2 separate regions of the Homo sapiens genome follow, and region 2 is linked to region 1. Evidence: read pairs that join two places in POLR2A ChIA-PET (ENCODE). Cell type or tissue: GM12878. All regions are shown on one strand. Each heading gives the region's core, and the rest is flanking DNA. Links, peaks and the distances in the headings are about the cores only.

Region 1 (15,377 bases), core at 5,030-13,029:
TCAAATGTAAACCAGCAGTGACCTACTTCAATGTGATCATCGGAAGTCAGAAGTTGAGCTCATTTTTGATGTTTAAAGCCTGCATAATATTCACTGTGTTATTATTCAGTGTATTACTATTTCCTTCATGATGGAAATTTGGTTTGCCCCAACTTTCTATTCTATCAAAACACTGCTACATAGAAAATCCCCATGCACATATTTCTCCTAATTGTGGAAATATTTTACATAAAAGACTCTAGACATGGGATGAAATTCCCAGGTTATTGGAATTTTAAAATAGATAGGTACTCCCAAATTGCCGTCTTACAAATTATATGAATTCGTAAGCTTCCAACTGTTATGGAGTTACCCATTTTGAGAAATCTGTGCTAAAAGGACCCAAACAATGCTGATGACAATGATCAGGATAATAAGTACGCTGGGAAGACAACAAAATGATTTAAATCTTAGACAAGTCATTCTAGGTGTCTCCACTGTTTCAGTTCTTGCATTCATTCTTGTGGTATCTTTTCCCTTTTACCAATAAAAAAGCTCCCTGACATCACATTGTGGCAGTCCCCATGGTTTGCCGCAGTTACTGCGGGACTGAACGAAGGAGGACGAATGAAGAAATGAAAACCAAGGAAAAAAGGAGCTGTTTAAAGAAGGGTCCAGGGAAGAAGAAGAGGGCTCCCAGCTTCTAGTGAGCAAGGGCAGCAGCCCTGAGCTTCTACAGCCCTTCATATTTATTGAGTAGAAAGAGCAGGGAGCAGGAGGTAATGATTGGTCAGCTTCTCAATTGATCACAGGTTCACATTATTGCTAACAGGTTTCAGATGTGCCTAATCTCAAGAAACGCCGCGCCTGGGGCATGACTGCCCTCAGCATTCCCTCTGGGTGGCAGACGCAGTTTGCCAACATTCTGCATTCATGAGAACAGTTTACTGTTTACTCATATAACCTCCAGTGGTACACCGAGTTGATCATGACCCTCCCTCTTTCGGCCTGCAACATCACATGAATCCAATGAGTATTGGTTAGTAAAATGCCTATGACTAGTCATCTTCATCTATGCAATTAAATATTAATTCATCAAACACTTCAAATGTAAGCAATTAATAATTAGTGAATGAAAAATACATAATACATCAATTAGAAAAAAACTCTATTAAAAAGACATTTGTGTGATAAAAGAGATTGCCATTTTTGTATTTTTCTACAAAGTTAAAGAAAACTAAGTCAGCTTATATAAGTGAATTTTAAAAGCCTTTAGGCCAGGCATGGTGGTTCATGCCTGTAATCCCAGCACTTTGGGAGGCCAAGGTAGGCAGATCACCTGAAGTCAGGAGTTCGAGACCAGCTTGGCCAACATAGTGAAACCCATCTCTACCAAAAATACAAAAATTAGCCAGGCGTGGTGGCAGGTGCCTGTAGTTCCAGCTACTAGGGAGGCTGAGGCAGGAGAATTGCTTGAACCCGGGAGACGGAGATTGCAGTGAGCCGAGATGGTACCACTGCACTCCAGCCTGGGCAACAGAGTGAGACTCCATCTCAGGAAAAAAAAAAAAGGGCATATATATCCATTATTTCACTGGGCCTTCACACAGCCCTGCTAGTCAACCCTCGAGAATTGAGGAATCAGAGAACTTAGGAACAAGAACATGACCTGGGACTTCTTATGTAAGTGAGAATCTTAGGCTAAATTGTCTTGCGGTAAATGCCTTTCCCATCCTCAGAAGTCTATAGTGAGCAGAAAGCAGTAACAGCATCCTCCCTTCCACTCTTCCCTTCAGGCTGAACACATCCCTGTCCCTACAGCCTTTGCAGAGACACAGGTGACAGAGCACTCAATATAGAATCCCTGGGCTCACACTGGCTTTCCTACAGACACAGGGGATCCATGAGGCCCACAGTGACATACACATGTACACAAGGATGCACGTACTGACACTGATGAGCCCTGGAAGTCAACACAGAGTGGCATACAGAAGAACACATGCAGGCACACACACAGCCACAACTGGACCTGCGAGGTCTACAGCCCCACAAATGAAAAGAGGTGCATACCATCTCACAACAAACTAGAACTTTGAGAGAACCACACACACACACAGGTCTACAAATTCACCTGAACAAGACGCCGTCCATAGTCACTGGCGTAAGGCATCTACTCACTATCACACAGAACACACTCAGGCAAGCAGACATAGATGATACATCCACAATCTACAGAGATGAACTGCAGAGTTACATGCACAGATATGCCAGTCATACATTCAGATCTGTGTAAACAGTGAGGCACACACACACATACACATGTGCACTTATACAGAAAGACTCAGACCCAGCCAGGCATGGTGGCTCAGGCCTGTAATCCTAGCACTTTGGGAGGTCGAGGCGGGTGGATCACGAGGTCAAGAGATTGAGACCATCCTGGCTAACATGGTGAAACCCCATCTCTACTAAAATTACAAAAAAATTAGCCGGGTGTGATGGCGGGCACCTGTAGTCCCAGCTACTCAGAAGGCAGAGATTGCAGTGAGCTGAGATTGCGCCACTGCACTCCAGCCTGGACAACAGAGCGCGACTCCATCTCAAAAACAAAAAAAGAAAGACTCAGACCTGACCTGTTAGTCAACAGCCAGATGCCAACAGATAATCACATTAGACTCATCAGCAAGCACACCGTGCACACAAGTTCCACTCCCATGTACAGGTTCCTGTCCCATGTACACAAGCCTGCACACAAACACGTATCCAGACTCCAGAACTGTTGAGACAGTGCCCACATACACACTCATAGAGTCACCTGTGCACAGGTGCACGTACACATTGTTTCACAGAGGCACACCAGGACAGAAACACATAAGAAATGTGAGGCAAAAGCGGACCCACACCTACACCTGTAAGATACACAGAGAAACAAACACATACACAAACTTACACATAGACTCATGCACTGTGTAATCAACAGTTCTATACCCCACCAAGGCTCTTGTCCTGGTGTGTCCAGAATTGGTGGGTTCTTGGTTTCACTGACTTCAAGAATGAAGCCACAGACCCTCGTGGTGAGTGTCACAGTTCTTAAACGCAGCGTGCGCGGAGTTTCTTCCTTCTGGTGCGTTCGTGGTCTCGCTAGCTTCAGAAGTGAAGCTACAGACCTTCGCAGTGTTAACAGCTCATAAAGGCAGCGTGGACCCAAAGAGCTAGACACAAAAGTTCTCCACGTCCCCACTAGATTAGCTAGATACAGAGTGTCCACTGGTGCATTCACAAACCCTGAGCTAGACACAGAGTGCTGATTGGTGCATTTACAAACCTTGGGCTAGATACAGAGTGCCAATTGGTGTATTTACAATCCCTTAGCTAGACATAAAGGTTCTCCAAGTCCCCACCAGAGTAGCTAGATACAGTGTTGATTGATGCATTCACAAACCCTGAGCTAGACACAGAGTGCTGATTGGTGTGTTTACAAACCTTGAGCTAGATACAGAGTGCCGATTGGTGTATTTTCAACCCCTTAGCTAGACATAAAGGTTCTCCAAGTCCCCAGCAGAGTAGCTAGATACAGTGTCGATTGATGCATTCACAAACCCTGAGCTAGACACAGGGTGCTGATTGGTGTGTTTACAAACCTTAAGCTAGACACAGAGTGCCCACTGGTGTATTTACAATCCCTTAGCTAGACATAAAGGTTCTCCAAGTCCCCACCAGACTCAGAAGCCCAGCTGGCTTCACCCAGTGGATCCCGCACCGGGGCCGCAGGTGGAGCTGCCTTCCAGTCCCGCGCCGTGCGCCCGCACTCCTCAGCCCTTGGGTGGTCGATGGGACTGGGCGCCGTGGAGCAGGGGGCGGCGCTTGTCGGGGAGGCTTGGGCCGCGCAGGAGCCCACGGCGGTGGGTAGGCTCAGGCATGGCGGGCTGCAGGTCCCGAGCCCTGCCCCGCGGGGAGGCAACGAAGGCCCGGCGAGAAGTCGAGCACAGCAGCTGCTGGCCCAGGTGCTAAGCCCCTCACTGCCCGGGTCCGGCTGGCAGCTCCGAGTGCGGGGCCCGCTGAGCCCACGCCCACCCGGAACTCGTGCTGGCCCGCAAGCGCTGCGCGCAGTCCCGGTTCCCGCCCGCGCCTCTCCCTCCACACCTCTCGGCAAGCTGAGGGAGCCGGCTCCGGCCGCAGCCAGCCCAGGAAGGGGCTCCCACAGTGCAGCGGTGGGCTGAAGGGCTCCTCAAGCGCGGCCAGAGTGGGCGCCAAGGCCGACTAGGCGCCGAGAGCGAGCAAGGGCTGTGAGGACTGCCAGCACGCTGTCCCCTCTCACTGGGTTGCTATTAAAAATGGGCGCTGAATATAAAAATTAACCGGGCGTGGTGGTGCATGTCTGTAAGTCCCAGCTACTCCGGAGGCTGAGGTGGGAGAATAGTTTGAGCCCGAGAGACTGAGGCTACGGTGAGCCGTGATTGTGCAACTGCACTCCAGCCTGGGCGACAGAGTGAGACCCAGTCTCAAAACAAAATCAAACACGGGCGCTGCCCTGGGCAGGGGAGGTCTGGGCACAGCTGTGCTGATGTGGGCAGTGGACAGGTGTCACGTGAGAGCCTGTGGCCAAGCCTAAGCTGCGGTTAAGGTGGGAGGCTGAAGGGTTTGGAGTGTGCACCACCCCGGACCACCTCTCAGTAGGAATGTGGCAATGCACTTCGGTGCTGGATTCCTACTTCTGGCTGTGTGATTTGCGACACGTTACCCCACGCACCTGTACCACAACTTCCTCATCTCCCAAATGGGATGACAGTAGTTAGCAAACCTCCCTGGACTGCTGTGAGCATTCTGCCAGAAAAATGTACTCCAAGCTCTTGAAGTAGGCCTGGCGTTTGGTTGGTGCTCAGTACATATTCAATGTTTCTGTCGCTGGCGTCATCACTGTGTTCATGGCAGAGCTCTGTGCCGCCAGGACTGGGCCGCCACCCAGACCTTCCTTTCCCGCCCCAGGGGTGAACTGTGGACAGGACCCTCTGGGGGGACTAGGCCAAGGCTCTCCCACCTCTGGGGACCCGCGCCCATGGGCCTCAGATATGTGGCTCGAGAAGGGGGAGTGGGGGCAGGGCCCCTGGAAAACCCCTCGAGGCCAGACCCACCACTCCCAATATCCGTAAGACCAGGGGCTTGAGTCTTTCCTGCAGACAGATGTGGGCAGGAACCCACCCGACTCCCAGCTACGTGGGGACGTGGACGAACTAACAGGACAAATTCTAGTTCCTGGACACCGCCCTCCCAGTATCCTCGCAATTAGACACCCATGCAGCGGCACTACACTGATCCGCACACGGAGATACACAGCGACATCCGCCCGCAAGAGCATGGTGGGTGCCGGAGCTCCCGGCTGTGGGCCCAGGAACTACATTTCCTAGAAGGATGTGCTAGATACTCGTTCGCGTCGGGACGCAAGCACCGGCCCGAACTCGCTCTAGGAAATGGAGTCTGACGCCTGCGCGGCGCAAACGCTCCCGGGAGGTGTAGTTTGCGCCTATTTCGCGCAGGCGCGCTTTCCCGCAGCGGCCGCCTGCTGCTCTTTGTGGCAGTCGCAGTCCTTTTGTGGGAGTCCGGTCTGTCCACTTGCCGGTCCCTCAGACCGTCGGCGGTCTCTGTCCGCTTCGGGACCTGTCCGCTGGTCGCTCCGCGTCCGATGGCTCCTGGCCGCGGAACCTTAGGCCTGGCCCTGGTCTCCGAGCGCGGGTTCGCCGGGAGGAGCGTGTGGCGGGGGTGTGCCGGGGCGTGAGTGCGCCGAGCATGGGGCTGAGCCTGGTGTGGGGAGTGGGTATCTGCGGAGCCGGCCTGAACCCCACCTCAGCCGGGCGCGGGGAGGGGGCTCCGTGCGTGTGATCGTGCAGCTGTGAGCGCGTGGCCGCCCCGCGGGGCTCCGCTGCAGGCCCCTCAGCCCCAGGAGCAGTACTCGCTCTTCAGGGCCTGCCCTGGATCCTGGAGGCTACACAGCTGCCCACTCCTCCTGGGGAGGCTGCCGTGGAGGCCATGGAGATCCCTGCCCCGGAGCCCGAGAAGACAGGTACAGCTTCACTCTTGTAGTCAGTATGTCTGTGGATTTGCACTTGAGGATATTGACACTCAGAGAGATCAGGCCAGTTTCCCAGAAGCATCCAGCATCTTTTTTTTTTTTTTTAAATGGAATCTCACTCTGTCACCCAGGCGGGAGTGGTGCAATGGCTTGATCTCCGCTCACTGCAACCTCTGCTTCCCGGGTTCAAACTATTCTCCCGCCTCAACCTCCCAAGTAGTTGGGATTGCAGGCGCGCGCCACCACGCCCGGCTAATGTTTGTATTTTTAGTAGAGACGGGGTTTTGCCATGTTTCCCAGGCTGGTCTTAAGCTCAAGCGATCCGCCCGCCTCGGCCTCCCAAAGTGCTGGGATTACAGGCGTGAGCCATCGCTCCTGGCCTCCTGCTTCTTTCTTCCCCGCGCCCAATCATTTGTTCCCACTCAGACGTGCTTGATTGGGGGTAGCAGCTCTTTTCGTCATGAATTGGAGTGTCTGAGACACAGGCAGATTATTCCTCGATGCTGTTTCTGTTGGTGCTAGCTACTGGGGCTCGTTCCCCACCTGGCCTTGCTGGCAGGTTCTGCCTCCTCTCTGATTCTCACTTGTGCCACGACAGGTGGGCTTTAAGCTCAGCCGTGAGCCTGGTAGCCGTGACCTTGACTCATTTCTCCTTCGCCAGCTCTTTCCTCTCAGGATCCTGCTCTTTCCCTGAAAGAGAATCTCGAGGATATATCGGGTTGGGGTCTTCCCGAAGCCAGGTCCAAGGTGAGTGGCTGTGTGTTCTTCCTTCTTTATGAAGAGGGTTGGCACATTCCCTCCCCAGCCCTGGATCGTCAGCCTTCCACAGACCTTCACCCGGGTACCTGCTGGCCAGTCCTCAGGAAGCTCTGGGCAGTGGGAACAGCTCCAAGTGAAGAGTCCAGATGTTGCCCGAGGTGTGCCCTCGAGATGTGCTCTATTGAATGTCTCGCCCAGTCCAATTCAGTGGGTCAGTTGCTGGGGATCTCTCTGCCCAGCGCTGTGCTGGGAGCTCTGAGGAGTGGTTTTAGTGGAATCTGAGAAAGTAGTTGACGGCTCACATGGGGTCGCTTTGCCTATCCACGTGCTGGCCAGGGGTTGGTGCAGGATGTTTGCACGGTTGGTTTACTGGGACTGGAATCAGACAGGGGCACGTGGAGCAGCTCAGGAAGGGCTGGATTGCAGCACTTGGTTAAGAGTGGCGGTAGGGGACACATCCCTGTGTGCTTTCCTCTGTACCCAGCCCCTGGCATGGGGCCTTCATGGAGAGTCCTGGAGATTTAGAGAATCTGGGGGCTCAGCAAGGAATTGGCCCTGGGAACTTCTGCAGCCAAATGGGACCCAGATCCCTCCTTTTACAGACTGTGAACTCTGTTCCTCATTTTGTTTTTCTACCGCAACCACCTCACCCCATGGTTGTATTTAGAAGGGTGCAGTTGACAAAGAGAGCACAGTAGAGTGAAAGATGTGGAGGAATAAGGGGTCTTTGGGTTTTTGTTTTTTTTTTAGCATTTTGTGATTTTGTCAGTCTGCCACTCAAAAGAGGTGATGGCAGATTATAGCCAGCTAGAAACAGCTGCAAAACGTGTATTGTGAGCTGTGCCTCACTTCTGTAGTGTGTCACAATGCTTTATAGTCCTCAAGAAACTTGACAGTCAAATGCAATGCATGTTCCTTGCTTAGGGGATAGATCCAAAAAAATTGATAAAGGGCAGTTTGGGACAAGAGGAAATTTGAAAATGGGCTGTATCTTAGGTCATATTGTATCAATATGAAATTTATTGCATGTGATAATAGTACTGTGATTATGTAAGAGAATATCCACAGGAGATACAAGCTGAAGACTGTAGAGTGAGACATCATGATGTCTGCAACTTACCTTCAAATGGTTCAGCAAAAAAAAATGTGTGTGCATGTATGTATGTCTGTATGTGTCTGTGCAGCTCCGTCTAGGTGGTAGGGCCCTCATGCATGTGTTATTCCTATTCCTAAAATATTAGCTTGTTAGATCTTTGAATAACCAGTTGACTCTCCTGAGTACACATCAGCTTTGGCATTTTCTCTTGACAGTCTCATTCTCACTCACAGTTCAAGTTGTTCTGTCTCCTGGGACATCTTGTGTGGTCTGTTCTGACTTCTCTGCTAGTGTCATTACCACATCAGCATCTGATTCCAATGCATACTGTCTGGGTTTTTTATTCCTTTCCCTGCAGAATGATGACACATTAGACATGGACTTCTCCCAGTGGCCAGAAATACCCATCAAAAAGGCCTGTGCGGGCCTCAGACCCTACCCTACTCTTGCTGGTTTTGCTCCCCACACTGAAGCCATGTAGCCTCTGACAGCCTCACTGGCCAACACCATATTCTGATACCTGTGGAGCTATTTTTTTGTTTTTCTTTCTTTTTCTTTTTTTTTTTTTGAGACAGAGTCTTGCTCTGTCGCCCAGGCTGGAGTGCAGTGGCACAATCATAGCTCACTGCAGCCTTCAACTCCTGGGCTCAAGCAAATCCCCCACCTCGGCCTCCTAAGTAGTTGGGACCAACGTGTGTGCCCCCACACCTGGCTTGGAGCCTTGTTTCAGCCCATTTTCTCCTTCCCTCGGCTATCGTCATCCTTCATGCCTGCATGCCTCAGTTAGGGGTGTGTTCTCAGCATTTGTCCTCATCTCTACCTCCTCATCTGAAATCCAGTGTTTTGGGGGGTAAGGTTTTATTGAGGTGTAATTTATATACAGCACAGTTGTACAATTTTAAGTATACAATTTGATGAGGTTGAGCAAACGTATACAGTTGTGTAACCAGCACCACAATCATGATATGGGACGTTTCCATGACCCAAAAATGTCCTCATGCCCCTGTGCATTCAGTGGTCTCCCCTCTCCCCTTGGTAACCACTATAGTTTTGCTGTAGATTTTCCTCTTTAAGGATTTCATATGGAATTTATATTATGTGGTCTTTTGTCTCTGCTTTATTTCGCTTAGCATATGCTTTTGAGTTTATCCATATTGTTGTGTGAATCAGTAGTTTGTTCCTTTTTATTGGTGAGTAATATTCCATTTGTATTAGTCTGCTAGGGTTGCCATACAAAGTATGGCAGGAGGGCTTAAATGACAGAAATGTATTTCCTCACAGTTCCAGAGGCAAGAAATCTGAAATCAAGGTGTCAGCAGGGTTGATTTCTTCTGAGGCTTCTCCTTGGCTTGTAGATGGCCACCTTTTCCCCGCATCTTCACATGGTCTTACCTCTTCTATGTCTGTGTCCAAATTTCCTCTTCTTATGAGGACACCAGTTATATTGGATCAAGGCCCACTGCATTGAATTCATTTTAACTGAATTACTTCTTTAAAGAACCTCTCTCCAGGCCGGGTGCAGTGGCTCACGCCTGTAACCCCAGCATTTTGGGAGGCTGAGGTGGGTGGAACACTTGAGGTCAGGAGTTCAAGACCAGCCGGCCAACATGGTGAAACCCTGTCTCTACTAAAAATACAAAAATTTAGCTGGGCGTTAGTTCTCGCCTGTAGTCCTAGCTACTCAGGAGGCTGAGGCAGGAGAATCTCTTGAACCCAGGAGGCAGAGGTTGCAGTGAGCTGAGATTGCACCACTGTACTCCAGCCTGGGTGACAGAGTGAGACCATGTCTCAAAAAAAAAAAAAAAAAAAAAAAACCTCTCTCGGAGTTACCAAGCATTGAGACATAAGAATTTGAGGTGAGGGGTATACATTTCATCCCATTGCTCCATTGGATGGAGCAAACTGCTCCGCAGTTTGCTTATCCATTCACCAGCCGATGGACATTTAGGTTACTCATAGGCTTTTGCTATTACAAATAAACCCGCTATAAATATTTGAGTACACGTATGGCTGTGCATTTTAATTTCTCTTGCATAAATACCTAGGTGTGAAATTGCTGAGCCATATAGTAAATATATGTTTGTCAATTTTATTGATCTTTTCAAAAAACAATTTTTTTGTTTTATTGATTTTTCTCTATTTTCTGTTTTCCATTTCAGAGATTTCTGATCCTTATTATCTCCTTGGTGTCTTAAGATTGAAACTTACTTTACTTACTTTAGTGTCTTAAGATTGAAACATAGATATTGATTTGATACCTTTTTTCCTCATATAGCATTCAGCGTTGTAAATTTCTAAGCACTGCCTCAACTATATCCTACAACTTTTGTTATGTCACATTTTCACTTTTATTCAGCTCAAAATAGCTTCTAATTTCCCTAGTGATGTATTCTTCAGCCATATGTTATTTCAGAATGTGTTGTTTCATTTCCTAATATTTAGGGCATTTTCCAGATAACTTTCTATTATGGATTTCTGATTTAATTCTATTGTCATCAAAGAATGAACTTTGTGTGATTTAAAGTCTTTCAAGTCTACCAAGATTTATTTTATTTCCCAGAGTGTGGTTTATCTTGGTAAATGTTCCACATGCCCTTGAAAAAATATGTATTATGCCTTTGTTGGTTAGAGTGTTATGTAAATATCAGTTAAGTCAAGTTGAATGATGGTGTTTTTTAATTGTTCTGTCAGTTTTTGCATTATGTATTTTGAAGCTCTTTTAGTAGATACATTTATATTTAGGATTGCTATGAGTTCTTAATGAATTAACTGTTTTATCATTATGTAATATTCTCTTTGTCTCTGATAGTCCTCTCTCTGAAATCTACTTTGCTATTACTATAGGCACTTGAGCTTTTTTTTTTTAAATTAGTATTTGCAGGGTTTATCTTTTTCTATCCTATCACTTTTAACCTATCTTTGTATGTAAAGTGGGTTTCTGTAGCTTGCTTTTTGAATTCAGTTTGACAATCTCCACCTTTTAATTGGAGTGTTTAAACTATTCGCATTTAGTGTAATTATTAATATGGTTGGATTTACATGTCCTTTTTTTTTTTTTCTTTTGACAGAGTTTGGCTCTTGTCACCCAGGCTGGAGTGCAGTGGCGCAATCTTGGCTCACTGCAACCTCCACCTCTTGGGTTCAAGCAATTCTCCTGACCTCAGGTGATCTGCCACCTTGGCCTCCCAAGTGCTGGGATTATAGGCGTGAGCCACCCCACCCGGCCTTGCTATTAGTTTTCTATGTCTTATGTCTTTTTTGTTTCTCATTTCCTCCCTTAATGACTTCTTTTGAGGTAAACACATACTGTTCTAATATACTCTTAATTCCTCTGATTTCATTAATATTTTTCACCTTTTAGTTATTTGATTGGATGCTGGACATTGTGAATTTTACTTTGTTGAGTAGGTTTTTGGAATTCCTTGTTTCTGGGATTTGTTCTGGGATGCAGTGAAATTACTTGGCATCTATTTGATCCTTTCAAGGATCAAAGCAAGTCTGGAGTTGGGTGGTGGCCAGGATGCCCAGGCCCAGGGGGAGCAGGCAGGAAGGATTGGAAGGCAGTCAGGTGAGGACTGCAGGTAGCCTCTCTTAGTCCCTTGGGGCACAGAACTTGCTGATATATACAAGGTTTCCTTCCTTAGAGTGTAATAACAGTTTCTAGTCTGGGATCGGATCCTTTTGCGTTACTGAGCTTTGAATAGAGTTGCTGGGATTTTTGTACTATTAATATTCTCTCAAATTTTTAAGTTTGAAATTCTTGACTCCAGGAAGCATAGCATCTCACCCAGGACTTAGAGCCTGATACAACAGCCATGTACAGCCCCTGGGTCCCACCGCAAGTTGCCAGGGCCCTGTGGTGTCTATTCAGACCTGCTTTCCCAATCTAGAAGGTGGTGTGGGAATGCATGCCAATTCCCAGCCCCCCTCCCTGCCCCTGGTCCCCGAATTCAGTCATGGTCAGTGTCTACAGCACAACCTTCTGGCATGGGAGAAGGTCACCTGAGGTTAACCCTTTACTTGTAGGGTCCTTAATCAATCTCTGGCTCCTTTGGAACCATGGACACAGAATCAGTCCTGGGTGAGAACCTATATGTCATTTCAGGAATCGGTGAGTTTCAAGGATGTGGCTGTGGACTTCACCCAGGAGGAGTGGGGTCAACTAGACTCCCCTCAGAGGGCCTTGTACCGGGATGTGATGTTGGAGAACTACCAGAACCTTCTTGCCCTAGGTAAAATCCCCCCAGCCCCAGGCTGGGCGTCGGCTGTCAGCCTTCTTCTACATGGTAGATATTAAGGAGAATCCCTTCAGTGCCGGCCCTGGTGCCAGATATATCATGGGGTGGGAAGCAAGGCCTGTGCCTTGGGGCACTCATGGCCAGGGGCCTCGGCCACGCCAGAAGTCCCCAAGGGACAGCGTGGGAGCTGGTAGCATCCTTGCTTGGTGTTTCCCCTGGTCCTGGGATAGGGGCAGGGAGAGAAGAGAAGAAGGTGGGACCCTGGAGCCCAGCTGGCTCTGGAACAGTCCTCAAGCAATGAAGTAAGGACGTCAGCACACGTGGGGTCTTCAGAGTATACACTGGGATTTGGGTTCCAGTCTGAGACCCTCACTGCTTTTGGCCCAGAGGACCTCCTGTTCCCAGAGAGGGTGTCCACTTCACAGGCATTGTCCTTGTTAGGGGGCGGCCTGTAAGGTCGACTGGGCCTGGAGAGCTGCAGCATGCCCAGCCCACTTTCTCTCCACGAGCAGGACCTCCACTGCACAAGCCAGATGTGATCTCTCATCTGGAACGAGGCGAGGAGCCATGGAGCATGCAGAGGGAAGTCCCCAGAGGGCCCTGTCCAGGTGAGCAGAGGCACAGGTGGAAGGGTGCCAGCCCCAGCACCCCTGGTGGCACCTCCTCCTATGGCCCCTATTTTCCTCCCTCAGTTTGCCCCGGCTCCATCTCCCCTTTTCAGGTCCCCCGCCAGACCCTCCTGCCTGCCTCCCTTCAGCACGTACTGAGCACTGCCTGTGTGCTGAGACCTGTTCTGGGATACAACAGGGAACAAACCTGGCCACTGGGACCAAATGGTCACCTGCTGATGGGGATGGGGAGGCAGGAATAGAAATATTGAGCCATTGGTGTTGGCTGGGCAGCCGGGGGTGTGGGATTGGGGGCAGGGGGCCACCAGGGAAGGGGCAGCTGGCGTTGGTCAGTGTCAGGGTCAGCATGAGCATCAGCATCAGGGCCAGCGTCAGCGTCAGGGTCAGAGCCAGCATCAGTGTCAGGGCCAGCGTGAGCATCAGCATCAGGGCCAGTGTGAGCATCAGTGTCAGGGCCATCATCAGCGTCAGGGTCAGAGTCAGCATCAGCATTAGGGTCAGCATCAGCGTCAGGGTCAGGGTCAACGTCAGCGAGGGCTTCCAGGCTGTGGCCAAGATGGCAGCCCTCCGTAAGGGAAAGGGGACTGGGGTGGGTGTTGAGCAGAAGGTAGTCTGCTTTTCTTCTCCAACATTCTTTTTGTAGACTTCTCTTCTGAGTTGGTTGATAAATAAGTGGTAAATTCGGCTTAATTTATTGGACAGTGACTGCTGAGCATGTTAGGTGTCTAGAAAGCTCGAGAAACACCTTTCTGTGGGAAAGGCAGCCGATAAGCTGTGGAGCACAGAACACGGGGGTCGGGGAAGGCAGCCCCTCCTCCATCCCCCTCCACTGCCACATACCACCCAGCCCCAACCTGCAACAGTGGCTGCAGCCCCAGCTTTCTGGTCTTTATTTCTCACCCCAGCCTCTGATGCTTGCTTTGTCCTCTTTAACAAGATTACAGGTTTCAAAAAATTCATATTTTTGTTTGATTCATATATGAATATACTGAAAATGAGGCTGAAAGGTTACTGAAATCCTGCATAATCTTTCCACCCAGAGATGACGGTTCTCTAATAACTGACCATGTCACTGATTCCTCTGGGCCCTTCCTCTGTGTGCGGATAGACTTCTAAAGCTACATGTGGCCAGGCGTGATGGCTCACACCTGTAATCCCAACACTTTGGGAGGCCGAGGCAGGCAGATCACCTGAGGTCAGGAGTTCGAGACCAGCCTGACCAACATAGAGAAACCCTGTCTCTACTAAAATTACAAAATTAGCTGGGCATGGTGGTGCATGCCTGTAATCCCAGCTACTTGGGAGGCTGAGGCAGGAGAATCGCTTGAACCCAGGAGGCAGAGGTTGCGGTGAGCTGAGATCGTGCCATTGCACTCCAGTCTGGGTAACAAGAGTGAAATTCCATCTCAAAAAAAAAAAAAAAAAAAAATTAGCTGGGCGTGGTGGTGAGCACCTGTAATCCCAGCTACTCTGGAGGCTTAGGCAGGAGAATTGCTTGAACCCGGGAGGCAGAGGTTGCAGTGAGCCATGATCGCACCATTGCACTCCAGCCTGTGTGACAGAGCTAAACTCCATCTCAAACAAATAAATAAATAAAGCCTTATGCACCCTCGGAAGCACAGCACTCACGCCGGAGTCTGGCTACCACACTGGCCATGGCATAGTGAGCGTCCTCACGTGATGTTTACTGATTGCACAGTATCCCTTAGATGAATGTGCCCTGCTGTGTTGTTGGCCCTATTGCTGCCAAAACAACTTTTTTCTGGCCTGGGCCTCTTCTCTCTGCTCTGTGCAACTTCCCTAGACTCTTACCTCTCACTTGGTGTGGATGTGGTCTACACTATAGCAACACCAGCTGAGCTGCAGCCCTGTGTCACTGACCATCTCGTGGGCCTCTGCTTGCATGTCTAAAACCAGACTTGGAACTGGCCCTTCCTCCTCCTTTATAAAAGCTTCCACCATCCACCCAGGCTTGGGTGTTTGCTGAGGTCTCATCCTCTCCCCCATTTCCTCTCTTGCCACCTTCAGTCAACAGCTAGGGCCATCAGTTTTAGCACCTAAATGGCTCTTAGATCTGCTGCTTCCTGTTCATTTTCACAGCCTTGGTTCCAGTCTGAAGTTGCCATTTTTCACCTGAATTATTCAGATGGCCTCCCTAACTGGCCTCCCTAACTGCTGGCTCCAACCACCTTACACACCACCAAAGCCACCTTCAAGACAAACCATTATGCCAGGCACAGGGACTCACACATCTAATCCCAGCACTTTGGGAGGCCAAGGCAGGAGGACCACTTGAGCCCAGGAGTTGGAGGCTGCAGCGAGCTGTGATTGCACCCCTGCACTGCAGCCTGGACAACAGAGCGAGACTGTGTCCCCGCCCTCTGCTTCCCCCGCCCCCCGTCAAGACACCATATGATCACATCACCCTCTGTGCAAAAGGCCTTTCTTCCCCGGCTGCCCTCTGAGTCAGGCATCTGGTCACCTCGAACCCATCCACCTTGCCAGGGTCACCTCTCAGCCTTCCTGCCTCTGCGTGTCTTGTCTTCATCTTACTGTCTCACCTCTGAGCTTCTGCACATGCTGTTCACTCTCCACCTGGCTACCTGCCATGT
Region 2 (15,377 bases), core at 6,374-14,373, 460 kb before region 1:
AAAATGTTGGGGTGTTATGGGCTGAGCCATATCCCCTCAAAATCCCTATGTGGAAGCCCTAAACCCTAGCACTTCAGAATGTGACTGTATTTAGAGATAGGGTCTTCAAAAAGGTAATTAAGTTGGCTGGACACGGTGACTCATGCCTGTAATCCCAGAACTTTGGGAGGCCGAGGCAGGCGGATCCCTTGAGGCCAGAAGTTCGAGACCAGCTTGACAAACATGGTGAAACCCCGTCTCTACTAAAATACAAAAATTAGCCAGGTGTGGTGGCAGGCGCCTGTAATCCTAGCTACTCAGGAGGCTGTGGCAGGAGAATCGCTTGAACCCAGAAGGCACAGGTTGCAGTGAGCCAAGATCTCACCACTGCACTCCAGCCTGGGTGACAAAGCAAGACTCGCTTGCAAAAAAAAAAAAGAGGTAGTTAAGTTAAAATGAGGCCATAGGCCGGGCGCGGTGGCTCACGCCTGTAATCCCAGCACTTTGGGAGGCCGAGGTGGGTGGATCATGAGGTCAGGAGATTGAGACCATCCTGGTTAACACAGTGAAACCCCGTCTCTACTAAAAATAAAAAAAATTAGCCGGGCGTGGTGGTGGGCGCCTGTAGTCCCAGCTACTCGGGAGGCTGAGACAGGAGAATGGCGTGAACCCGGGAGGCAGAGGTTGCAGTGAGCTGAGATCACACCACTGCACTCCAGCCTGGGCAACAGAGCGAGACTCCATCTCAAAAAAAAAAAAAAAAAAATTAGGCCATATACAGGTACAGTGGCCACACTTGTAATAGCATTTTGGGAGGCTAAGGCAGGAGGATGGCTTGAACCCAGGAGTTTGAGGTTGCAGTGAGCTGAGATCACGCCACTGCACTCCAGCCTGGGAGGCAGAACAAGACCCTGTCTCCAATAAAAAGCCAACAAAATAAGAGGGCATCCACCTGATCCATTAGGACAGGTACAGGTAGAGATTAGGACATAGACATGCACAGAGGGACGACAACTGCCATCTACAGCCCAACGGAGAGGCCTCAGAAGAAATCAGCCCTGCCCGCACCTGGATGATTTCTAGCCTCCAGAACTGAGAGACAATAAGCATGTGTTGTTTCAGCCGCCCAGTCTGTTATGGCAGTCTGTTTATTACGGCAGCCCTGGCAGACTAACGGGGTGGAGGACACACTCGCCAATCTTGACTGCGGTACTGGCTGCATGGACACATGCACACATAAGAATGATCAGGTTGCCCATTTTGATAGGTACAGTTCATCTCAAAAAAGCCACAAAACCACGTCATCCTCTGCAGGGAAATGCCACTCTCATGAAAGGCGGAGACATACCCAGGAGCTGTCCACATTCCGGATTAAAGGGGACTCAGGTCTCTGCAGCTGGTCACTCCCAGCATGGGAGTGAACGCACAGCCCAGGTGCCCGGTCTGCTAAAAGGAACAGCACTAGGCCTCGTGGCTGCCTGCGCCATCGTTTCTGGGAGTGGTTCTGAGAGTACAGTGTGGCACTGATCCTGGGTGCCTCTGCGGATCCCCAATAGGCCAGGAGACTTCCCAGGTTCCTACACACTCCCCGGCCCCCACAGAGCAAGAGTAGTGGATTTCTTTTACACCATGTATGCTTCTAGAGCCCAATACTGGACATCAGAGAAGCACAGCTTCAGGGCCAAAGTGCCCAGTTAACTCCCTCTCATTTCAGCCCCACCTCCCTCTCATCCCCTTCCCTCCCCATTCACCACAACTGCCCTCTTATCATTGTGTAGACATGGCCAGAGCAGACCAGGAACTCCTACAGCAGGGCACAGAGTCTGGCAAAGTGCTGGTGGCCTGTGCATCACGTGGGTTAGCAGAGAACTGCAAAGTGTCATCTCTGGACACCTCTGGGTCCAGCCCGTTCGCCCAACATCTTTACTCAATGGGTGCCAGGCCAAGTACAAGACTCACCCAGCAGAACTGACCATGGACCCTGGGGGAAGGCACCAGCACTAAGAACAAGGACAGGGACAAGCAGGAGGGTGCAGCTCCAGCCTCGCAGCTAGCCGGGCAGGGGCAGAGAGCAGGCAGGCAGGGTGACAGCCACAGTAAGGTGAAGGAGAGGACTGTCCAGAAGCACGTGAAGGAAAGTGGGGAGCCCACGGAGGGTGTGAGTGGTGGGAGCTGAGACTAGTCGGATTGGGGCTGTCACTGTGAGTAAAGCAGAAGAGCTGGAGGGCTGGAGCTGAGGAAGGCAGTTCAGCCATGAAGTGCCACGGCGGCCGCTGGGTACAGCAGACAGCTGGAGAGTGGCAGGGAACAAGCCACAACACAGAGGCCACTGGGGTGACCCCAGCAGGGAGGCAACGCATTTTGCTCATGGACGTTTTCTGGACAGCACCACCCTCTCTAGGGGCCCTAAAAGCTTCGAGGCCTTGCCACGAAGTATACAGAATACATACCCTCCTTGGCACAAGCCAGGCCACCAGATCCCCCGCCGACCACCAGGAGATCATAGTCCCGCTGACCTGCTGAGAGAAGGGATGAGAGGTGGGACGGACTGTCTGTCTGGTTAAACGTGGTACAGGATCAATTTTATCAGGATTGGACACTCCATTCTGTGATGGTCAGGGGTGACAAGACACCACACAACAGAGCAGAAAGAGTGACTCGATACACATAGTCTGTGCAAATCCAGAGACCAAGCCATATGGTGGTGAGGTTGGCCGTGGGCGTGTGTGATCATCTTTGCAAATCACACGCACACCATACCAACCACTCTGAACTCAAACCTCACCCAGTGTTCTCAGCCAGACACAGAACTAAGATATTTTCTTTTTTATTCTATTTATTTTTGAGACAGGATCTCACTCTGTCACCCAGAAGATTGTAGTCCACTGCCCTGCTTGGGGGAGGGATGAAAGGTGAGAAGGAACACGGTCAGCACAGGGCTGGGACATAGACCCGGAAGGGCCCCCACGACAGGGGCACAGTGGCACAATCACAGCTCACTGCAGCCTCTACCTCTTGGGCTCAAGTGATCCTCTAGCCTCAGCCTCCAGAATAGCTGGGACTACAAGCACCGATCACCACGTCCAGCTAAATTTTTTTGTTTTGTAGAGATGGGGTCTGGCTATGTTGCCCAGGCTGGTCTCAAACACCTGGCCTCAAGCAATCCTTCCACCTTGGCCTCCCAAGGTGCTAGAATTACAAGCATGAGCCACCAAGGTGGACTAAAACATTCTCAAGTCCACGTGCCTTTCAGTTGTGAAGGCTGCCCTCCGTCACAAGTGAGCAAGAATAAAAGCACAGGCTAGGGGCGGTAGCTCACGCCTGTAATCCCAGCACTTTTGGAGGCCAAGGCGGGTGGATCACAAGGTTAGGAGATCGAGACCATCCTGGCTAACACAGTGAAACCCCGTCTCTACTAAAAATACAAAAAAATTAGCCGGGCATGGTGGTGGGCGCCTGTAGTCCCAGCTACTCGGGAGGCTGAGGCAGGAGAATGGCGTGAACCCGGGAGGCGGAGCTTGCAGTGAGCGGATACCACGCCACTGCACTCCAGCCTGGGAGACAGAGTGAGACTCCGTCTCAAAAAAAAAAAAAAAAAAAAGAATAAAAGCACAAGCAGCCCCTGTCCCTCACAGCTGGCCAGTGCACACAGCCAGGGTCTTGGTGTGCCCAGCTGCAGTCAGCTAGGAGGGAAGCCACCCTGGGCACAGGGAGAGCTGCCTGGGCTCAGGTTTCATCCCTGGAATTCCTTTTGGGCTGGTTGTGGTGTCGCCTCACCTTGGTCCTCCATGGTGGCTCACTGCACATAGTGCCACTCTCAGCCTTTTTAGCCTGCAAAAGGTGTCATCGTGTCTACTCTGCAAGCTACTGGCGAGGAAGGCAGGCAAGGGGCAGCCAAAAAAGGGAGGGATGGAGAAGGGACTGGAGGGAGGAAGTAGAGAGGGGAAGTACACTGAACTGGGCCTGAGGTCCGGGACACCCAGCACCAGGCACCAGCCAACTCCCTGCTGAAGGAAGGAAGAAATAATAGCAAGTCATCAGTCTGCTGGGGTGAGGGCAGGGTGGGGACTGATGACAAGACTCTAGGGTATAAAACAAGTAGTGCCCTCAGCCCCTCTGCAGACACGAGCCTGCCCAGATGAGAAGCACCACCCTCCCAGAGCATCTGGAGCCGGTCGCTGCTTCAGACAAGGCCAAGAGGTTCCATGATCAGAGCAGGGTCTGTCATACAAGGCTGGGCAACCTGCCCAACACCTCCATCAGAGCCTAGCGTCTGCCATGAGAAGGCTGCACTTATCTTTGCAGCCACCTCCACCTTCCTAGGCAGGCAAGGCTGCAGAGAGTGTACTTGGAGTGTCATGTCTCTCCACACCCTGGCCCTGCAGATGCCCCACAGACAGGTCTAGAACATGCACTCCTAAAGGATACAAGAGCTGGAGCCTAGAGGAGCCCTGGCTCACAGCTGAGAAAGCTTGGGAAGCTGCATCCAGGCACTCAGGCCATGGCCTGCAGCGAGCCTGCCCCACAACCAAACCCACCCACTCTTTCACCTGGCAGCCAGCCTCTGAGTGCACGTGAGATGTGTGCGCACCTGCGGGAACTGACAGAGCCACAACTCGGTTCCAACAGCCAGTCCAAAGCACACTCAATTCCTAATTCAACTCAAGGGCTCTGGAAAGGCCTAAATTGTTGTAAATTATTCTAATGGCTTTAATATAAGTCTAGAGAACCAAGGACTGCTGGTCAGGGAGAAAATGCCACCAGGTCCCCCGGGGAGCATGAACCTGCTGATGGAGAAGCATCTCTCTCCTCCAGCTGCCTGGTAGCCGGAAGCTTTGCTCAGAACGTCCCTACCTTCCATGGCAGGTGCCTGTCCTTCTTGTTGCCATAGCAGGGCCCTTGTTAGGTCATCCTGCCCTGCAGCCTCGCACTGTGCCCCCTCTGTCTGCTATCAGGCAGGGTGAGCAGCTGTCTGTATGGATGTGCTTATCTTGGGCAGCTTGCTCGCCCCCTGTGCACACCCAGGAGCCCTCTCGGGCTGATAAACACTGGCATAGGGCAGTCGTTTGCAAGCATAGGAAATCTGCCTTTAAGCACTTGGAAGGGCTTGGGTAGCCTGCTGGGAAGGAAGGACCCCAAAGTACCTCAAAGGTGGGTAGGGCAGATGCTGTTCTGTGGGAGGAAGGGCTGGGTGGCAGGCGTTACCTGGGGACACACCACCTGTGCACTCCAGTGTCCTGGAGAACCTCATAACCTTGCCTTTCACCCACTTTAGCCAGGCATACCCTCTCCACCTGCAGGGCTTGGCCCCAGCAAGTGTCTGTCTTGCCTCTGCCTTCTGACATATTGTCCATTAATTTTCTGCTCCTCTTTGAACCCACTGCCTGGTACAGGCCAGCAAAGAGCAGGAGCCCAGAGCTCATAGCAAGGCCCAAGAGAATGCAGCACTGCACCAGTGAGGGCAAGTGGAAGGGTCCCCCAAAATGTGCACCCACAGGCAGGCTGGCCACCTCAGGGTGCCACCTCAGGGGCCCTCCTGTATGGCTGCTCTATCTAGAGCTCTTTCCTGGCAGCAGGTGTTGTCATTCTGGCTCCTGTTCAGGGGCTGCATCGCCCACCCACTCCAAGCCTGGGACAGTTCAGGTCTTCCTACTCTAAAAGGAGAAACTGCAGGGCCCACAGTCCCAGCTACTAGGGAGGCTGAGGCTGGAGGGTGAGTTGAACCCAGGAGTTCAAGGCTGCAGTGAGCTATGATAGCACCACTGCACTCCAGCCTGGTTAACAGAGTGAGACTCTGTCTCAGAAAAAAAAAAAAAAAAAAACTGCACCCCTAGTCTGGGTACAGTGGCTCACACCTGTGTTGCAGGAAGTCAGGAACCCCGAATGGAGGGACTGGCTGGAGCCGTGGCAGAGGAACATAAATAGTGAAGATTTCATTTCAATATGAACATTTATCAATTCCCAAGTAATACTTTTATACTTTTTTCTTTTTTTTTTTTTTGAGGCAGATTCTCTCTCTGTCGCCCAGGCTGGGGTGCAGTGGCACAATCTCAGCTCACTGCAAGCTCCGCCTCCTGGGTTCACACCATTCTCCTGTCTCAGCCTCCTGAGTAGCTGGGACTACAGGCACCCGCCACCACACCTGGCTAATTTTTTGTACTTTCAGGAGAGACAGGGTTTCACCATGTTAGCCAGGATGGTCTTGATCTCCTCACCTTGTGATATGGCTGCCTCGGCCTCTCAAAGTGCTAGGATTACAGGCATGAGCCACCGCGCCTGGGCCCCCAAGTAATACTTTTATAATTTCTTATGCCTGTCTTTATCTCTTAATCCTGTTATCTTCATAAGCTGATAATATACATCACCTCAGGACCACTGTGATAATTGTGTTAACTGTAGAAATTGATTGTAAAACGTGTGTTTGAACAATATGAAATCAGCGCACCTTGAAAAAGAACAGAATAACAGTGATTTTTAGGGAACGAAGACAACCATAAGGTCTGACTGCCTGTGGGGTCAGGCAAAAAGAGCCATATTTTTCTTCTTGCAGAGAGCTTATAAATGGACGTGCAAGTAGGAGAGATATCGCTAAATTCTTTTCCTAGCAAGGAATATTACTATTAAGACCCTGGAAAAGGAATGCATTCCTGGGGGGAGGTCTGTAAACGGCCACTCTGGGAGTGTCTGTCTTATGCGGTTGAGATAAGGACTGAAATACGCCCTGGTCTCCTGCAGTACCCTCAGGCTTATTAGGGTGGGGAAAAAACTCCGTCCTGGTAAATTTGTGGTCAGACTGGTTCTCTGCTCTTAAACCATGTTTTCCGTTGTTTAAGATGTTTATCAAGACAATATGTGCACAGCTGAACATAGACCCTTATCAGGAGTTCTGATTTTGCCCTTGTCCTGTTTCCTCAGAAGCATGTGATCTTTGCTCTGCCTTTTGCCCTTTGAAGCATGTGATCTTTGTGACCTACTCCCTATTGGCACAACCCCTCCCCTTTTAAAATCCTTAATAAAAACTTGCTGGTTTTGCGGCTCAGGTGGGCATCATGGTCCTACCGATACGTGATGTCACCCCCAGCAGCCCAGCTGTAAAATTCCTCTTTGTACTCTTTCTCTTCATTTCTCAGCCGGCTGACACTTACAGAAAATAGAAAGAACGTACGTTGAAATATTAGGGGCAGGTTCCCCCAATATCTGGCGCCCAACGTGGTTTTCTTTTTCCTAAGTGCATGTGGGAACCCGATTCCCTTTGGTAGGTGCGGAGAAATGTTCATCGGTCCAGTCCACAGAAATGCTTGTTTGGCTCCCCAACGATTGGTGAGTTGTCTGTGTATTCTCCGGGGTAACTATGGGTCACGCAGAGTCTAAACATTATGCTTATCTCTGCTATATTAAATTCCTGTTAAAATGGGGGAGTTCGGGTTCCCATGGAAAATATGGTCACCCTATTCAGGGCAGTGGAAGAACACTGTCCTTGGTTTCCTGAAAAGGGAACGTTAGATGTGGAACTATGGGATCATGTTGGTGCAAAATTCCGAGAACTGGTCCCAACAGGAAATTATGTTCCTGTCACTGTTTGGGGTGATTGGGCCTTGGTACGTGCCATCCTAATGACATACCAATCCCGTGACACCCTGCAGTTACCACAGTTTTCTGAATCTGGCCACCCTCTACCTCTTCCTCAGCTTTCCTCTCCCACTCGGCCTTCATTATCTGCTCAGCCCCTCCCTTTGCCTACTCCTCCCCCACCTGACGATACTGAGGATTCAATATCTAACTCCAGTGACTTTGGCTTAACATCACCCCCTGATGATCTTATTTCTTTTCACGAAGAGCCGACACTTGTAGCTCCTGCGGCCCCAACTCAGACAGCCCAGGACCATATCTATGCTAACTCTTCCCTCTCCAAACCTTTACAGTCTTTGCCTCCGGAGCCATCCAAACTACAATTTACCTGTAATTCTGCAGGCCCTCCCCCATCCACCACAGCCCCTCACCCTCCTATCATTTTGGTCCCTCAACCGGTCACTTTGCCATCCACTCAACCTGCTTCTCTGTACCCTTCTTCATGCAGGGACACCCCTGCCACTCTGGTTGTGCAGGACTGGGCCAGTAATCACCAGTATGCTTCTGCCTCTTCTGCTCCCCCAATGCCCCTTTCTCACACTCTTATACCAGTCCGACCCCGTCAATCTCAGTTTCTCTTATCTATACATACTTTTCCTGTCACTTCTATGCCGACTCTATCTCATGTGCCTGCTCTTGAAACTTTCATGCAATGCTTATTACGCCAAAACAAACAAGTAGATTAGAGGCGTGGGCTTATTCGGTCATGCTGGAACCTCCTAATGCTCAAGGGGTACAAGTGTGTCGATATACGCCGCTCAATCTTACCTTTTTAAAAGAATTCAAGGATGCTTGTACTCAGTATGTTCCTACTTCTCCATATGTTAAAACGGTATTACAGACTCTTTGTACCGAGGTCATTTTGCTTCCTATAGACTGCGACCTTTTGGCAAAAGCTGTTCTAACTCCATCTCAGCATTTACAATTCCATACCTGGTGGTCAGAGGAGGCCCGCCTGCAGGCTCAGCTAAATCGGGCTGATGGCATTCCAATTACTCAGGCTCAGCTCACAGGCTCCGATAATTACTCTGATACTACTGCTCATTTAGGCTTTGATGCTCTCACCACGGAACAAGTAACAAAGGTGTGTATGAGAGCTTGGGATAAATTACGCACCCCAGGCCAAGCTTCTGTTTCTTTTACTATTGTTAAACAGGGTCACAATGAATTATATCTTGATTTTTTAGCTAAATTACAAGATGCTGTTGAAAAATCTGTCTCTGATGAGCACACTCAAGGTATTCTTCTTCATATGTTAGCTTTTCAAAATGCGAACCATGAGTGTAAAATGGCCGTGCATTCCATCCTACGTCAAAATTTACCTGATCATGAGGTGTTGCCTGCATATATTAAAGCTTGTGAAGGCGTTGGATCGGAGACCCACAGAGCTATTCTGTGGGCACCGGCCATGAAGCACGGCAACCAAACTGGCTCGACTGATTCTTTTCTTGGAGCCTGCTATAATTGTGGCCAACTTGGTCATACCCAAAAAAACTACACTGTTAAAAACTTAAAAGCGGCCAAGCCGGCTCAACAAACACGGCCAAATGCTCCTGCTACTGTTTGCCTGCGTTGTCGTAAGGGTAAACATTGGGCAAGTACTTGCCACTCAGTCTGATATAGATGAAAATCCCTTGCCACAGAACCAGGGAAACAGGAAGCAAGGCCAGTCCCAGGCCCCAATATCAAATGGGACACCTCGGACTCAGACCAATGTTGTGTTTTTGCGTCAAGCAGTCCCAACGCAGCCCCCAGCACAAACAAATTTACCTACAGCCAATCCAGATGGGTCCCAGCCTCTTCTTCTGTCTCAGTACAATGCTTGTCTACCTCCACAGTAGGCAGCAGGGCGGTCGATCTCTGTAGTACCATTCCTCTAAATTTACTACCTAATTCTTTGCCTTTAATTGTCCCCATGGGGGTCACTGGCCCTTTACCTCAAGGTTCGGTGGGCCTGGTGTTAGGCAGGGCATCCACCTCATGATACTAAAGGTATCATAGTTCATACTAGTCTCATTAATTCTGATTCCTCTGATGAGATTAAACTTATGTAAACTTATGGTGTCTGCCAAAGTTCCTGTTTCCATTCCGGCCAGTGAGTCAATTGCTCAATTACTTTTACTACCTAACATTGTTTTAAACAAAGGAGATAAGACATGGGGCCCTGGGATGGGCTCCAGCGGTGAAAAAGCCGCTTATTGGATTAATGTAATTTCTAAACAATGGCCTACCTGCACCATACACATTCAAGGAAAAAAGGTTGAGGGCCTAGTTGATACTGGGGCTGATGTTTCTATTATTTCCTCTAATTTATGGCCTTCCTCCTGGCTTAAACATCCCACTAACATGAAACTAGAAGGTGTTAGAAAAGCTGAAGAAGTTCACCAGAGCACATTTATCTTGGCTTGCACTGGCCCTGATGGTCAAAAGGGAACAATTCAGCCTTATATCATGCCCATCCCCATTAATCTTCGGGGCAGAGATTTGCTGGCACAAATTGGGGCTGAAATTAATATTCCACATAACTTTTACAGTGCTCCCAGTCAACATATAATGGAAAACATGGGGTTTGTTTCCAGACTCGGTCTCGGTCCAAAACGTGAAAAAATTACTAAACCTCTTCAAGTTACTGTAAAAGAAGACAAGGCTGGTTTAAAAGCATAATTTAACTACTCCCCACTCCCAATTATATTTAGCATTGTTTAAGCTTTCTAAATGTTCCTAAAAACAATACTCTGACTGCAGCTAAATGCCATTATACAGGCAAAAAATTCTCCCTAAACGAAGGCAAGCCAGTGTCATGGAAAAACTCCCAAACCAATACCTGGGAACCTGGAACAATTATAACGTGGGGAAGAGGGTATGCTTGTGTTTTACCAGGAGATCGTCAATCCCGTCTGGGTGCCCACTAGGAGACTTAAACTTCGTGTGAATACTGACAATAAAAACCACGAGGAAGAGACGTTCGCGTCAGAGACTGCCCTCATACCTGATGAGATCTGTACCGACTCCTCAGAAACTGGCATGCCAAATCAAAATGGGTCTGGTTCAATCCTCCCTAATGGCAATGTAAACCCCTCTAACTAATCCCACTTCTCCTAATTATCTTTTTCTCCTTACGAACCTAAAAATCTCACCATTTCTATTAGCCTGAAAATAACATCCCTCTGTTCTTCTCTTCCTCCTTCAGCACTGGATCTCACTTACAATAGGTTTTATTTAATAATTATCTTCCTTACACTTTCTGTCTCACCAGTTTCCCCTTAAACTGATTTACCTGCTACACAAAATTATTCTTATTGGGCTTATGTGCCTTTTCCTCCACTTATTCGACCTCTCACCTGGATGGATGCTCCTGCAGAAATCTATACTAACGATAGTGTGTGGATGCCTGGAACTACAGATGACCGTTGCACCGCTCAGCCAGGAGAAGGCACTGCATTTAATGTTACTATGGGTTATAAATACCCTCCTCTGTGCCTTGGACATGCACCTGGTTGTATCCATCTAGAAGCTCAAGTCTGGGCTGCTTGTCTTCCAGAGAGATTAGCTATAGGGAAATGGGGACATTTGGTCTCTGGCCTCTCCCTTTCTCCTTTAAGACAAATAAAAAGAGGAGTAATAGGAGATACCCCATACTTTCAATATAAACCTGTAGGAAAACCATATCCTAAAAATTTTGAGGGCCCATCTAAAACTTCAATTTGGGAATGATTGTGTTAACTCACATGCAGTAGTATTAAAAAATGACTCGGCTGGGCGCAGTGGCTCATGCCTGTAATCCCAGCACTTTGGGAGGCCAAGGCAGGTGGATCATGAGGTCAGGAGATTGAGACCATCCTGGCTAATACAGTGAAATCCCGTCTCTACTAAAAATACAAAAAAAATTAGCCAGGCGTGGTGGCAGATGCCTGTAGTCCCAGCTACTCGGGAGGCTGAGGCAGGAGAATGGCGTGAACCCGGGAGGCGGAGCTTGCAGTGAGCTGAGATCGCACCACTGTACTCCAGCTTGGGCGACAGAGCAAGACACTGTCTCAAAAAAAAAAAAAAAAAAAAAACCCCAAAAAAACAACTCATATGGTTTAGTAACAGACTGGGCACGAAAGGGCTATTTAAAAAACAGTTGCTCCTCTGGCGGAAAGGAATGCCTGGAGACTACTTATTTTATTTCTTACTGGGAGGACCAGGATCATCATCCTATTTTGCATAGAAGGTTCAGTTTGTTCTTTCCCTTAAAATAGGAAGATAAGGGCATTATCCCCCTAAGTCTCGTATGATATTCCCCATTCTGAGTCCAGAATACCTAGAAATTTGGAATTTGGCTATTGCCGTGTCTGGACTGTGAGTATGGGAAGGGGAAGCTTTTCTGTCTGTTGTCCCCACTACCGCCCCTCACATCCGTGATTCTGAACCCCATGATAAATGCCCTTTGAACCTTTTTCCTCCTTTTGATGCCGAATCCCCTTTTATGGGACTCCGCCAGCACGGGTGCATTTAACCTTCCTGAGCTTGCCCACCTGACGCATGCAGCCAAGAAGCTTTGAAAGATGGAGTGCCCTGGCTGAGGGTTCCAGGTCTCAGCAAGGCCACGAGGTGGTGACTGCCTCCCAGAACTCTGTTGGGCCACCCTCCGTCCTGGAGACCCCCAAAACCTCCATAGCACCAACTCTGCCCATTCACACACACAGTCAGCCCTCCCTCCCGAGTCCACCGCGGGCAGAGGGCCAGCCACCATGCCTCCCATAGCCGCCATCCCTGGGAAGGAGCCCTGACCCCGTCCTTACACCCCTCTACACTCACTGCCTGTGGGGAGAGCTGCTCGCTGTCACAAGCATCCAGGGGGCTGGGTCGAGGGGCCCCCTGCATGGTGGGGGACCATGTTGTCGTGCATGGAATGAAACTGGCCACACATAACAGATATGGTGGCGCTCTGGTCGGATCTAGGGGAGTCTGTCCTACAGGATGAGGCTTGAACTGTCCTGAGTGACCAGACACCCAGCCTCTGCTTCGAGTGCTCAGTTATGATTATTGTCCTGATTTAGTTAACTGTTCTTCAGGGGCTCCAGGAGGACGAGTGTGTATCCTCCCATTGCTCTGTGCAGCCTCTAACCTCTAGAGTCTAGGGGTCTGGGGAGAAGTTGGGAAGTCTGGCCAGTGGGGCCGGTGCCTGGTGACCTCGGGAGGTGGGATATCATCATCTTCAGAACTGTAGTTGTTACTGGGATACCAGCTCTGGGAGACCACAGGTGCAGTCAGCACAGCAGGACCTTAGACAAGGCACCCAGCCCCAGTTTCCCCACCTGGGAAGGGGGCTACTTGTGGCTAGAAGCAGCCCGGACTCCTGAGCAAGACTAGACCAAGAGGCCGGTATGTGGACACCCCCGCGTGGGCACCCCCACGGGGACACCCTGGCCACCGCCGCGCGGACACCCTCACGAGGACACCCCGGCCGCGCGGACACCTACCGCGGGGACGCCCCGACCCCATCCTACCTGCTGCGCCCCGCGCCGCGCCCCGCACCCCGCCCGCCACGGCCTGCGTCCGCCACCGGAAGCGCCCTCCTAATCCCCGCAGCGCCACCGCCATTGCCGCCATCGTCGTGGGGCTTCTGGGGCAGCTAGGGCTGCCCGCCGCGCTGCCTGCGCCGGACCGGGGCGGGTCCAGTCCCGGGCGGGCCGTCGCGGGAGAGGTGAGAGCGCTGGCTAGACCGGGGCCGAATGCGGCCGGATTCGGGGCGGGGGCCTTCAGACCTAGGGTGGAACACTGGGATAGGGTGTGGGGAATTCGGACCGCTGTGAAGTGATCTGACGTTGGGTGGGAGTCTCCGGACTTGGGGTGGGGAATCTGGATGGGAACTGGGGAATTCGGACCTTGGGTGGGGATCTTTGGACCGGGGTGGGGTCCCCAGACTCCTTGTGGAAAGCTGAGGTTGAAGATCTGTGCTGTGATGAGGGGCTCCAGATAGCGGTGAGAGATCCCGCTTCAAGACTGGGTTGGGGGTCCAGACCAGGAGGATAAGCCTCTCCCTGGAGTAGGGCTTGACCTGGTGAGGGTGTGGTAGAGTCACAGGGGAGGGTCCCACTTGGTCCTTGGGCTGGGATCAGACTCTCAGAGCTGGAGAGTTGCAGGAGGCCTGGGGGAGGGTCTGTGGAGCCCCAGACTCAGAGGGCCTTGGTGACTTCTCCAACAGGCTCCCTGTTGGAGGCCTTGGGGTACCCCAGGGCCTTTCCCTGCAAGAGAGAGGCTGCTCCACCAGGAAGGGGCCCAGGACTCCCCAGGGTCGGGGGGATGTGTGGTGTGCAGGACCACGTGGGAATGTTAGAGAAAGGGGAAGTCACTCCGGGCCTGCCCTGCTAACAGACCTGCTTTTTGGATTTTTCCAGCCAGGGATTTTTGTGTCCTGTTGCTTTTTATTGTTTAAAGTGACCCTCCAAGCCTGAGGGACCGTAGGAGCTGCCCTGCAGAGCCCAGTGAGACACTAGTTAATGCAGAAAAAACAGATTTTACTTGGTAACTACTGACAACATGAGAAAAAGCTGGCTCCATGCTGATTTGTCTAGATGTGCCTGGAGTTTAAAGGGAGAGTGAGGGAGTGGGAAGGGGTGGGGACTCAGTAGAGTTAGGGAAACAGAAAATCACCAAAACTGGGAAGGGAGGGTTGGCCCCTGTGAAACCAACTGATCTGGGTTTGCCACTGGGGCTTACCGAAGTCAGGCCCCCAACCTCCCACAGAGACTGGGAGACAGGGGCCCCATCCTCAGGTGTTGGCTGGAACACACAGGAAATTCTTGTGGCAGCCTTGAACTTCTCAGGCAGGCACTTTAGAGGGGGCTAGGATCGTTCTGGGAATGTGGCCTTGAGCTGTTAGGAGCTATGTTAGTGTTCGTTCCAGCCTAGATAGGCCAGGGTGAGGCCCAGTGGAGAAGGGGACTCTAAGGAGCCTGGCTGGAGTGTGGGGAGGGAGGGTCTTTGTCAGCACTCCCCCTGTGCAAGAAGAGCAGAGACCTGCTTCTTTCCTCTCAACAGTCCCCGTCCATTTTCTGTTCTGTGTTGTGTTCATAAACTACCAGCGGGACCATCTGTTGAGACTTGGTAGCAAAGGATTTTTGCTGGATGATGCAAGCAGTCAAGCATTTAATGAGGAAACAAAAATAACAGGCCAGGCACAGTGGCTCATGTCTGTAATCCCAGCACTTTTGGAGGCCGAGGAGGATCACTTGAGGCCAGGAGTTTGAAACAAGCCTGGGCAACATAAAGACCCCATCTCTACAAAAAATTTAAAAATTAGCCCGGCGTGGTGGCATGGGCCTATAGTTCCAGCTACTTGGGAGGCTGAGGTGAAAAGATCGTTTGAGCCTGGGAGGCGGAGGCTGCCATGAGCCATGATCTTGCCTCTATACTCCAGCCTGAGCAACAGAGAGCCCCTATCTTTAAAAAAAAAAAATAATAATAAAATAAAAAAATAAAAAGAAAGAAAGAAATAAAAACAAAGATGAATGGAGCTGTTGATAAACCCAGTTTTTGAGCCTACAGGGCAGCAGTTGAGGTTTCTGGCCGTTGGGCCCTAACAAGGCCAGCAGGGGCACTCAGGGACTTCCTGGTGTGTGGTGTGAAGTCTGTGATGATGGCATAGGCATTGGTATCCCAGTTGTGGTTACTTTCTGGAGAGAGCATGTGGCATGCAGGAGCTGGAGGGGGGGTCTTCCTGGGCGGCCTGTGTAGCAGCAGCTCCAGGCACAAAGGCTGCCCCTGGAGAATCTGTTGTGGTT

The links. ChIA-PET counts read pairs that join two places held together with the same protein. Peaks named below come from ENCODE experiments on the same cell type or tissue, not always from the same donor. Only the 100,000 strongest peaks of a DNase experiment are listed, where the experiment ranks them.
Region 2: POLR2A ChIA-PET joins it to region 1 with 5 read pairs; 1 of 35 experiments calls an interaction of 5 or more read pairs at or near these places.

What each region holds. Positions count from the first base shown.
Region 1 is chr22:20,388,629-20,404,005 of GRCh38, forward strand. ZNF74 (zinc finger protein 74) reads left to right here and starts at 5,523. Exons shown (of 5, transcript NM_003426.4): 1 at 5,523-6,034; 2 at 6,705-6,790; 3 at 12,004-12,130; 4 at 12,649-12,744. The coding sequence starts at 6,001. RefSeq lists enhancers at 4,633-5,622, 5,024-5,093, 5,564-5,703. In GM12878, for the core only: no CTCF peak of the experiment used is centred there; DNase peaks (open chromatin) are centred at 5,423 and 8,186; H3K4me3 peaks cover 1,196 bases; H3K27ac peaks cover 1,051 bases.
Region 2 is chr22:19,928,601-19,943,977 of GRCh38, forward strand. TXNRD2 (thioredoxin reductase 2) reads right to left here and starts at 13,218. Exons shown (of 18, transcript NM_006440.5): 1 at 13,101-13,218; 2 at 2,430-2,498. The coding sequence starts at 13,203. COMT (catechol-O-methyltransferase) reads left to right here and starts at 13,172. Exons shown (of 6, transcript NM_000754.4): 1 at 13,172-13,297. LOC124905081 (endogenous retrovirus group K member 24 Gag polyprotein-like) reads left to right here and starts at 5,067. Exons shown (of 2, transcript XM_047441689.1): 1 at 5,067-5,130; 2 at 7,239-9,389. The coding sequence starts at 8,261. The coding sequence ends at 9,226. RefSeq lists enhancers at 11,796-12,366, 12,367-12,936, 13,690-13,859, 14,520-14,639, 15,218-15,377 and silencers at 12,990-13,159, 13,230-13,359, 13,370-13,419. In GM12878, for the core only: no CTCF peak of the experiment used is centred there; a DNase peak (open chromatin) is centred at 13,253; H3K4me3 peaks cover 2,420 bases; H3K27ac peaks cover 2,060 bases.